Linked DNA regions of Homo sapiens: regions 2 and 3 are each linked to region 1. A link is a contact called in ENCODE Hi-C or POLR2A ChIA-PET data. All regions are on one chromosome and are shown on one strand. The core of a region is the stretch at or near the end of the contact, and the rest is flanking DNA. Distances in the headings are between cores, read along the strand shown.

Region 1 (2,975 bases), core at 333-2,832:
CCCAGGACTTTGGGAGGCCGAGGTGGGTGGATCACTTGAGGTCAGAAGTTCGATACCAGCCTCGCCAACATGGCAAAACCCTGTCTCTACGAAGCATACAAAAATTAGCCGGGCTTGGTGGCACACCCCTGTAATCCCAACTACTAGGGAGGCTGAGACAGGAGAATTGCTTGAATCCAGGGAGCGGAGGTTGCAGTGAGCCGTGATTGCACCACTGCACTCCAGCCTGAGCAACAGAGCGAGATTATGTCTCAATAAAAAGAATGACTCCTATGTTTTGGGCTACAGGAAGGTTGGAGCTACTGCCATCCAACAATGTCTGAAGCAGATTTGTGGGGAGGAGACCAGGAGTTCAGTGGGAACTTGCTGAATCTGACCTTCAAGTAGAACTGTTCAGTAGGCCGTTGTACATACAAGTCTAGAAAACATTTGAGAGCTCCAGGAGTTGCCAACATATACATGGTATTTAAAGACTTGAAGCTGGATGAGGTCAACAATGGACTGAGATGGAGAAATGAAGAGGAACAAGAACTGAGTCTTAGAGCCTTTCAAACTTGACAAGTCTGAAGATGAAGAGGAATCAGCAAAAGACACTGGAAAATAGCCACCAGGGTGTTGGAGGAAAATCCCATACAATTCTAATTTCAGTGGGCACACAGGACAGAACATTCTATTCTCGAATCTTCTTTGGTTCCCTGAACCAATGTAAACAAATTCCATACTTCTGAGTGCTTTTTTCTTTATACCTGATGCCCAACCATTTCAAGCCCTCTCCCTGGGTTTCCTGTATAGCTCTGGTAACAGCCAGAGCCACAGCCGCGACATCATGAAAAGCTCAGATGGGCAGCCTCTTTCCTGCTTTGATACATCCCATGTCCAGAGGAAGAACTGTGGATCTAAACAGAACCCACAGATGGTGGCCTACCTAACACTATCAAAACACAGAAAGAATGAATGCTCAAACAAGCTCCCCGTCAGGGTGTTGTGCTGCTTTCAGGAGCCCAGCAGCATGTAGAAGATGATGTGCAGAACTCGAGGAAGAGGATAGATAGACTTGAGGACCCAGAGCATCCTACAACTTGAGACATGTAGCCCACTACCTCTATGAGGATCCTGCCCTATATCCTTGTGGACCATGTGCTGAAGTTGCCCTTAGGAGGAAGCAATGTCTAGGAATTAACTTCTGAGGTTCTGAGAACACAGAAATATCTTCAAAGCTTCATCTTTACAATTGGATTTACATACTGACTCATGTTTGAAATTCTGCCATTATCAGAGTTTAATCACTTGATTTTAAAATGTTTCTAATCAACTCTGCTGTTCCTTATTCTCAGCTCAAAATGGGAACATAGAGTTTGATAGAGAGGAACCGGGAGAAGAGAGAAGGCATGGGATGATGAGGAGGGAGAAAGTCCCCTCCACTTCTGCCTCACCTCCCAGGAAGGAAACTAGTCCATAACAGGGAGGCAGGAAATGTAACCTCCCACCTGGAGTTTCCCCTGTTGACAGATGGGGGAGGAAGTCATGGGGATGAGTCAGAAACTCTTTGAGGGAGGCTTTGCTTGAGAGCTGCCTATGCAAATTGTCTTGGGCTTCCTTTTCTGCCACAGAGGAAACAGACTAAACCTAAAGGCTTTGCTGGTACACAGAAGCCAAAAGGAGATCAAGTGTGACTATTCCGAGGTCAGGTTTCTCGCTCGATGCCTGAAGGAGGTTCAACACCCCCTCCTTCCTCTGCCTACTCCTTCTGGCCTTCTGCCCTCCACCCAATTCTCTGTCTCACCCACAAATCCTACCCAATGCAGAAAAGTACTCCATACTGTGGTTCTTCATTTCTCTTTATTTCATAACCATATTTCTCATCTCTCTTCCCTGGGACTTCCTCAAATGTCCTTCTTTTGAAGGAGAGAGATGAGGAGGAGGCAAGAGGCATACCTAGGGAATTCCCTGGAGTTCAACTGAAACTTGTTGCAGTTCTGTTTCTAAGTCACCATTTCCCTGAGGGCAGCACTTTCAGAACCTACTGGCAACTGAAGTCTAGATCCCCACTCTGAAGCTCAGAGCCTCCCTTTGGCGGGCCTTGGGAAAGGAGGACAGGCACAGACAGCTTACACCCAGCATCTGGCTCCTGGCTGTGAGCTTGGATCTCTCCCTGCATCTGTTCCCTCGGTGCCTAATTCCAGCCCTGTGGGTAGATTTGGTCTTCAATAGCTGTCTGGTGCTTCAAGCTTTGTTTGTCTAGCTAGAAGCTTCAATTCTTGGTTTTTTGTTTTTTTTTTTTACTTCAAATAACCAGGTACTCCATAATACTTGGAGTGTTCATCTGAAAACTCAAAATGAGTCACTTCGATTTGAAACAGAGATACAGGATTAGCATAATAGAGTGAAAAGGCATGAGACTGGGTGCAAATCCCAAAACCTGACTTCTGGCCCAATCTTCATTATTGTATAAACTTGAACAAGTTGCTAAAGCTCTCTGTATCTGAGTTTGCCCCATCTCCTCCAGGATGAAGCAGGGCAGGCCTTGAATGAGGACAGGGGCCCTGAGAGCTGGAGCTGGGAGGTGTAGATGCTCATGGCAGCCAGTAGAGCCAAGAGGCAGAGGGCAAACCAGGTTCTTAGAGAACACAAAAGGCCCAGACCAAGGATACCAAATCTCTCACCACAATCAAGAGTAAAAGCCAGGAGATACACTGTTACATTTTATATAGGGTAGTTGGAGAAGGCCTGTGATAAAGGGACATTTGAGGCAAGTCCTGAAGCCAGAGAAATAGAAGCTGGATCAGTTCTTGAATATTTGTTTAATCACCAAGTATGTATTAAACCTCTGACACACACAAATATCTCCAAGTTGCTGGGAATACAATGATGAAAAACATAGACATAGTCCTTGCCCTCATGAAACCTACAATTTGATCATGAAAACAGGCTGCCCCCCACCCATAGTAAAACAATATTGTAATGACAAGTTGTGA
Region 2 (2,787 bases), core at 189-2,688, 280 kb before region 1:
CACTTCAGCCGAGTTTCGTATTTGACTTCCAACCTCATGGCCATTTGACCTGCCAACTACTATTTTTCTTTGAGGCTTTTAACACCCCACCCAAGTATTTTGCTTTCCAGATTGTGTGCGTTTCCTTTTCACTTCACCTTAAAGTCAGCCTGGGTTTACAACATCGGCTTAAGGCGCACCCTCTAAGGTTTCAGACAGACCCAGGGCACCGCGGTGATGACCTGAAGCTGATATCTCTCGGCAAAGCCAAGGTATCCGGGAGGTTCTCCGCGTTGTGCCAGGATTTCCATCCAACCCGAGAGTCTCAGGGCAGAGGCCAGGCCCCCAGCGTCCGACTCCCAGGGGTCCCAGCCCCCTCCCCTGGCTGACCATGCGGGCTGGGACCTCCCAGCCGGAAAACACCGCCCTTTCCTGTCGCCTACTCCTTCCCCAGGCCGACGACTCGCGGAGGAGGAAGAGACGGAGGCCGATTAAGAAAATTAGCATTCATTAACCCGGTTCACGCTCCGGCCCCGGCGGAGGGGAGGGGCGCGCCGGGCGGCGGCGCTGGCGGTGGCCGGGTGACCGGCGGGCGCAGGTGCCACCGCGGCCTGAATTTTACTCTCTCGGGCCGGCAGCTGCGCCACTTGCGCCTCGTCGCGCGTCTGGGGCAGCCGCCACCGGCTTGCCCCAGCTTTAGGCAAATCCTTTTGAAAGACCCTGAGGGAGAAGAAACGCCTCCCTCTGGGTAGGAGAACCTGTAGCGTCTGCTGTTCGTCGCGTGTCCAGTTGCTCAGCCGGGAGCTCCGGCATCTTCAGGGCGCTTATTCCACTCTCCGGGTTTTGGCTGCAGCTCTGAGGGGAGCGAGCTAGAAACTGACAGAACGCGACCCTCCCCCTCCGCGCCCACCGGAGCCCGGGCTGAGAGGGACCTGGGGAGCTGCGGCCTGGCCGGGGCGGCGCACTCAGGTGGCCTCGCTTCCCTGCGGGTCACCGCCCGCCACTCGCACAGCTAGGTCGGCCTGTTGGGATCGGGAGAGGTGGGCGCACGAGTTTTAGTGCGGGAGTCCGGGGTGCGGGCGGAGTCCTATTGTCCCCGTGCACCCGGGCGGCAGCACCTCCGGGTCCCTCTTTAAACCGAGCGTCCGGCGACCTTTCTTTGTGCTTAGGGAGTCGAAAGCGGCATCTTCTCCGAGAGAAGTCGCCTACTGGGGGGTGGCGCTGGGGAGGTAACAATGGGCGCCCATTGTCCTCCGAGGGTCCAACGGTGACCCCCCCCCGCGCGCGCGCCCGGCCACCGGTTGGCCCCGGGCCAGGGCACAGGTACCGCGGCTGGGAGGGTCGGCCCCGCTGCCCGCGCCCTCCGCCCCGCCCCAGTGAGTCCCCGCGCCGCCGGCCCCGCCCCGCGCCGCCCCGCCCTCCGCAGGTTCAGTCCTCGCGTCCGGCCGCCCCGCGCTCAGTCGCGCGCACCTTCTCTCGCGGCCGGGGGACCGCAGCGCGGGGCTAGCCCGGAGACCCGGCCACCGGCCTGGGGCGCCTTCACGCCGTCTCGGAGCGGATAATGCGGTGAGCAGGCACCACGCCGGCAGACTCGGCTGGATCTGCGCACAGCGGCAGGGATTGCGTGCGCCCGCGGGAGGCCCGGGGCAGCGGCTGGGATCCTCAGCGGCGGCCGGTGAGTCGGGGCAGCCCAGGGCTCCTTCCTCTCTACCTGTCTGTGAGTCTGTCCCGCCCGCGGCCGTGGCCGCTTCCGGCGTGCGCTGGTGTTAGGCTGGGAAACCAGCAGGGAGTCGGGATACCCAGGGCATCGCTTTCCCATCTAGTGTCCAACGGAACGAAGGGGACATAAAGCAAGCCAGGAGGGGGTCCGGCGGCACGACCAGGACTCAGAGCTCCACCATTTGTGCCCACTACTTTTCAGGGTGGGGCTGCGCGGCCACATTGCACCCTCCGAGCTATTGGCAGAGCCATTCTGGGCGCGTATAGCATTTTTCCATCTGAGAACAAGCCGCGCTTGGCTACCGCGCCCCTCGCATCATGGATTGGTACCAGGGCCGCACATGGGTGCATCGCACAGCTCTGCCGTGGCATCGCCTGCCCGGTGCCCTCCTCTTTCTTAATGGAGGACATTGTTAGTGGGGCGCCAACCTGCAGATCTGGATATTGACTTTTTTGTTTTTTGACGGTGAACAGCTGAGACGTTTACAAGGTTTTTTGTTTTTTGTTTTCTTCCCTTTCTCCTTGAAACTAAGTGGCTTGACACAGACAAGTATCAGACATGTGAGGATGAATGGATCTGGCCATTTTTTCGTTATGAATTATTATACTCTATCCCTCTCTCGACTTTGGGAGGCATGTGTTTCATCTTATAAATAGAAAGTAGCATATTTTTGGGCAGGATCTCCTTTATACTGTGCAGTCTAGGAGAGGTCAGTTTAAAAATAAATATGCACTTGAATGTTACATTACTGAGAGCCAGGCTGTGGCTGGGACAAGCTGCGTGGACAGCAGCATCAAAGCCGGGAGCGCAGCTGTGTTGAAAGGAGTAAAAGCCCCAGAGTGCAGCCTAGGCTGACAGTCAAGTAATTACATTTTGTTTAAAAAAAAAAAAAAAAAAAGTGAGCGAATTAAAATGAGGAATGTCAGGAGGGTATTGCAACATGAATCTTTCCAGCCCTGGCGTATTTGGAGGAGTGGGCTGCTGCTGTGTGCTGAGGTTGTAGGGGGGCTCTAGGGAGGGAACTGATGAATGTGTTAGGGAGACAAAGATTCCATCCCCATCTCCCAGCTCTTAATTCTCACAATATC
Region 3 (2,866 bases), core at 41-2,540, 460 kb before region 1:
GGGTTTTTGTGAACATGCAGTTTCTCAGTCGGCAGGTCTGGCGTGGGCCTGCGGCTTTGCATCAGAAATGTAATGCTGTGGGTCCTGGCTCACTTTGAGGAGCAAAGATCTGCTCTTCAGAGGCAGGTTTGGGTTTTTTGTTTGTCTGTTTGTTTGCGTTTTAGAGATGGAGGTCTCGCTCTGTCACCCAGGCTGAAGGGCAGTGGCATGATCTCAGATCACTGTAGCCTCGACCTCCTGGGCTCAAGCGATCCTCCTGCCTCAGCCTCCTGAGTGGCTGGGGTCACAGACATGTGCCACCACACCTGGCTAACTTTTTAAAAAAATTTTTGTAGAGACAAGTTCTCACTATGTTGGCCAGGCTGGCCTTGAACTCTTGGGCCTAAGTGATCCTCCCACCTTGGCCTCCCAAAGTGTTGGGATTACAGGCTGGAGCCACTGGACCCCGCCCAAAGGCAGTTTCTACTTGGGTCTCTCTAAGTCAGTCCCACCATGTCCTCTCCCATTGGACATACCTGGAGGATGCTTCTAAAGGGACCAATGCCATGAGAAATGACTTTGCTTACTAAATGGCCTTCTGGATTCAGTGCTTCTGAGAAACCATCTTGGACTAGATGGGGCCTCTTGGGAGCCCAGCCATGGGTGCATAGGGGGCTTTCTGAGCCCTTTCTCTAGATTCCACAAGGGTTCCACATGTCACTGCCTTCACTTCACTGTCACAGAAGTGGCTTTATGGTGCTTTGTCTGTGGAAAGTACTTAGCTCTGGAAAACCACACTTGTTCATGTGAAACCTGACTAATGACAGGAACTGGACATGAGCTGGCCATTGAATTTGCTCAGGATGGTAGGATTTTCACCAGGGAGCATCCCAATGGAATCCATTCGTTTTGCTGGGCCAAAGTCAACAGGAAAATGAGAAAATTTTCCCAAATTAGGGCACAGCCCTTTCCCAATGCTGTTGAGGTGACTGCCCACCACTATGTTTAAATGCAACTTCCTTTTTGTTTTTTCAGTTTGCAGTTACTACTGATACTGCTAAATTATAGTTTGTGTACATGCACGTTTTATTCCACATGTGTAGGTGTCAGACATTTCACTAACCCAACATTTGGTGTATCTGCTGGCACATTGAGACTAAGAACTGGGAGGATACACAGTACAGGGGAATGGTTGACGTTAATTCATAGGTTGCTTTGTTTCTGTCTCAGTAAGGAAACAGGCTGCTATAGTAACACATTTTTGGGGTTTTATCTCATGGGGAAAGCAGAAAATTGCCTGTGTGAATAGCTCCACCCAGTAATTATTCACAGAACTTCAGGTATTGAAACTCACCATTTCTGTGGTTTATATTAATGGCTTCTGTAAAGTTAAAAAAAAATTAAAATACATTTCACTTTCACTCTGCCAAAGCAAGCAAACAGCCACAGGAAGGACCAAACTAAGTAGATAATTTATTTCAGATTCTTTAAATAAGGGAAAAGAACATGCAAGTCAAGGCCCTGGAACCTTCAGGAACAAGATTTACCACATTTAAGTGGTACAAATTTAAAGGCACTGGAAATACAAGAGGGAGAAAACAGAGAGGGGCCTGACCTCGGGTAATGTAACAGGGGCAGCATGGAGATAAGAAACAACTTGACAAGTAAGTTAATTACTAAGCTCACGTCCTGATTAGGACTGCGGAGGAAATAACAGGAAATGTACTAAAGAATAAAACAGGACACCACCTTCTTTGGGTAGGGTGGCCAAGACAGACCTCCCTGAGAAAGTGACATTTAAGCTGTGACCGGTAGGAGGAAAAAGAACAAGAGGGCATGTTCTCTTTCTCTAGCAATGTAGTTAATGTCTACAAAAGGGTAGAATAGATAATTTACTACTTCTCTGGCTAAGCCAACTTCCCACCTACTTCTCGGTGCCAGGGAACTAACATTTAAGGGTTTTGTGCAGGAGCTTTCTTAACCTGCAGTGCTGTGAGATGGGTTGATCTTCAGAATAGGAAGGCAGTTCAGGAGGTTAAAGAATTTGGCCAGGGTTGTACAGAGAGTATAACAGGCAGGCTTGGTTGAGAAATGCGCCACATCAGGAAAAGACAAGCACCGACTGCTTTTATATTTCCAAATAATGAATATCAACAGTTTTGACCAGTGTCTACCTTAGACACACTAGCTGGAGGGGAAAATGTAAAACTGAGTTTTAACAGTATCTCAGGCGCAGTGGCTCACGCCTGTAATCCCAGCACTTTGGGAGGCCGAGGGGGGTGGGTCATTTTAGGTCAGGAGCTGAAGACAAGCCTGGCCAACATGGTGGAACCCCATCTCTAATAAAAATACAAAAATTAGCCAGACGTGGTGGCAGTTGCCTGTAATCCAGCTACTTGGAATGCTGAGGCAGGAGAATTGCTTGAACCCAGGAGGCGGCGATTGCAGTGAGCTAAGATTGCGCCACTGCACTCCAGCCTGGGCAACAGAGCAAGACTCTGTCTCAAAAATTAAATAAATAAATAAAAAATAAAATAAAATAAATAAAAAGGTATCTCAGTGCATCAAATACATTTAGCATGACTCAGTGATTTGTAGTCTTGTCTGATTGTTACAGTGTTGGTCTCATCTCTCTCCATCCTATCTATGTCTTAGGCCTAGCAACACTGATGTTGGTGCCTGGGGCAGGTGATAGAGGAAGGAGTTACCTGTGTGTTTGCCTGTTTGTCAGTGGTGGGCAGATTGTCTTGGCTCAGTCTCCTCTTCTGTTGTTTGACCCACAGAAAATGTGCTACCTCTTGGTTGCATAGGTGGGCTTTCCTCTGGGTTCGTGGATTGGTTCTTTGGCTGGTAGTGGTGAAGGAGGGAACTCACTGAAGCACCTGTC

The links. Hi-C counts contacts between places; a loop is a spot of excess contacts on that map. ChIA-PET counts read pairs that join two places held with the same protein, here RNA polymerase II (POLR2A). Pooled maps may share reads with other maps.
Region 2: a map of OCI-LY7 shows a loop between it and region 1 (3-fold over the local background). The contact joins the promoter of CDC42EP3 here to the enhancer-like site in region 1. A Hi-C loop is called at or near these places in 6 of 168 maps with a recorded cell type or tissue (OCI-LY7, Ramos, naive thymus-derived CD4-positive, alpha-beta T cell and 2 more), 5 of 37 single-sample maps with no recorded cell type and 12 of 50 pooled maps. POLR2A ChIA-PET finds 5 or more read pairs at or near these places in 5 of 52 experiments (OCI-LY7, RWPE1, SK-N-SH and 2 more).
Region 3: a loop to region 1 is called in a pooled map, with 5 times the contacts of the local background. The contact joins two enhancer-like sites. A Hi-C loop is called at or near these places in 1 of 168 maps with a recorded cell type or tissue (HL-60/S4), 6 of 37 single-sample maps with no recorded cell type and 9 of 50 pooled maps. POLR2A ChIA-PET finds 5 or more read pairs at or near these places in 2 of 52 experiments (B cell and activated CD4-positive, alpha-beta memory T cell).

What each region holds. Positions count from the first base shown.
Region 1 is chr2:37,389,183-37,392,157 of GRCh38, reverse strand. No RefSeq gene overlaps it. Among named protein-coding and RNA genes, the nearest start is that of QPCT, 46 kb to the right of the region's middle. RefSeq lists an enhancer at 1,865-2,054. Within about 2 kb of position 1,582, at least 15 of the 41 ENCODE cell types and tissues checked have a DNase peak (open chromatin) inside an H3K27ac peak, as active enhancers do; they include B cell and OCI-LY7, where a contact is called at or near this core.
Region 2 is chr2:37,670,293-37,673,079 of GRCh38, reverse strand. It overlaps CDC42EP3 (CDC42 effector protein 3), which reads left to right and starts at 1,438. Exons shown (of 2, transcript NM_006449.5): 1 at 1,438-1,654. RefSeq lists silencers at 460-629, 850-919, 930-989, 1,160-1,649.
Region 3 is chr2:37,850,440-37,853,305 of GRCh38, reverse strand. All of the region lies in intron 2 of PIRAT1 (PU.1 (SPI1) induced regulator of S100A8 and S100A9 alarmin transcription 1), which reads left to right. Among named protein-coding and RNA genes, the nearest start is that of PIRAT1, 24 kb to the left of the region's middle. Within about 2 kb of position 1,290, at least 6 of the 41 ENCODE cell types and tissues checked have a DNase peak (open chromatin) inside an H3K27ac peak, as active enhancers do; they include B cell, where a contact is called at or near this core.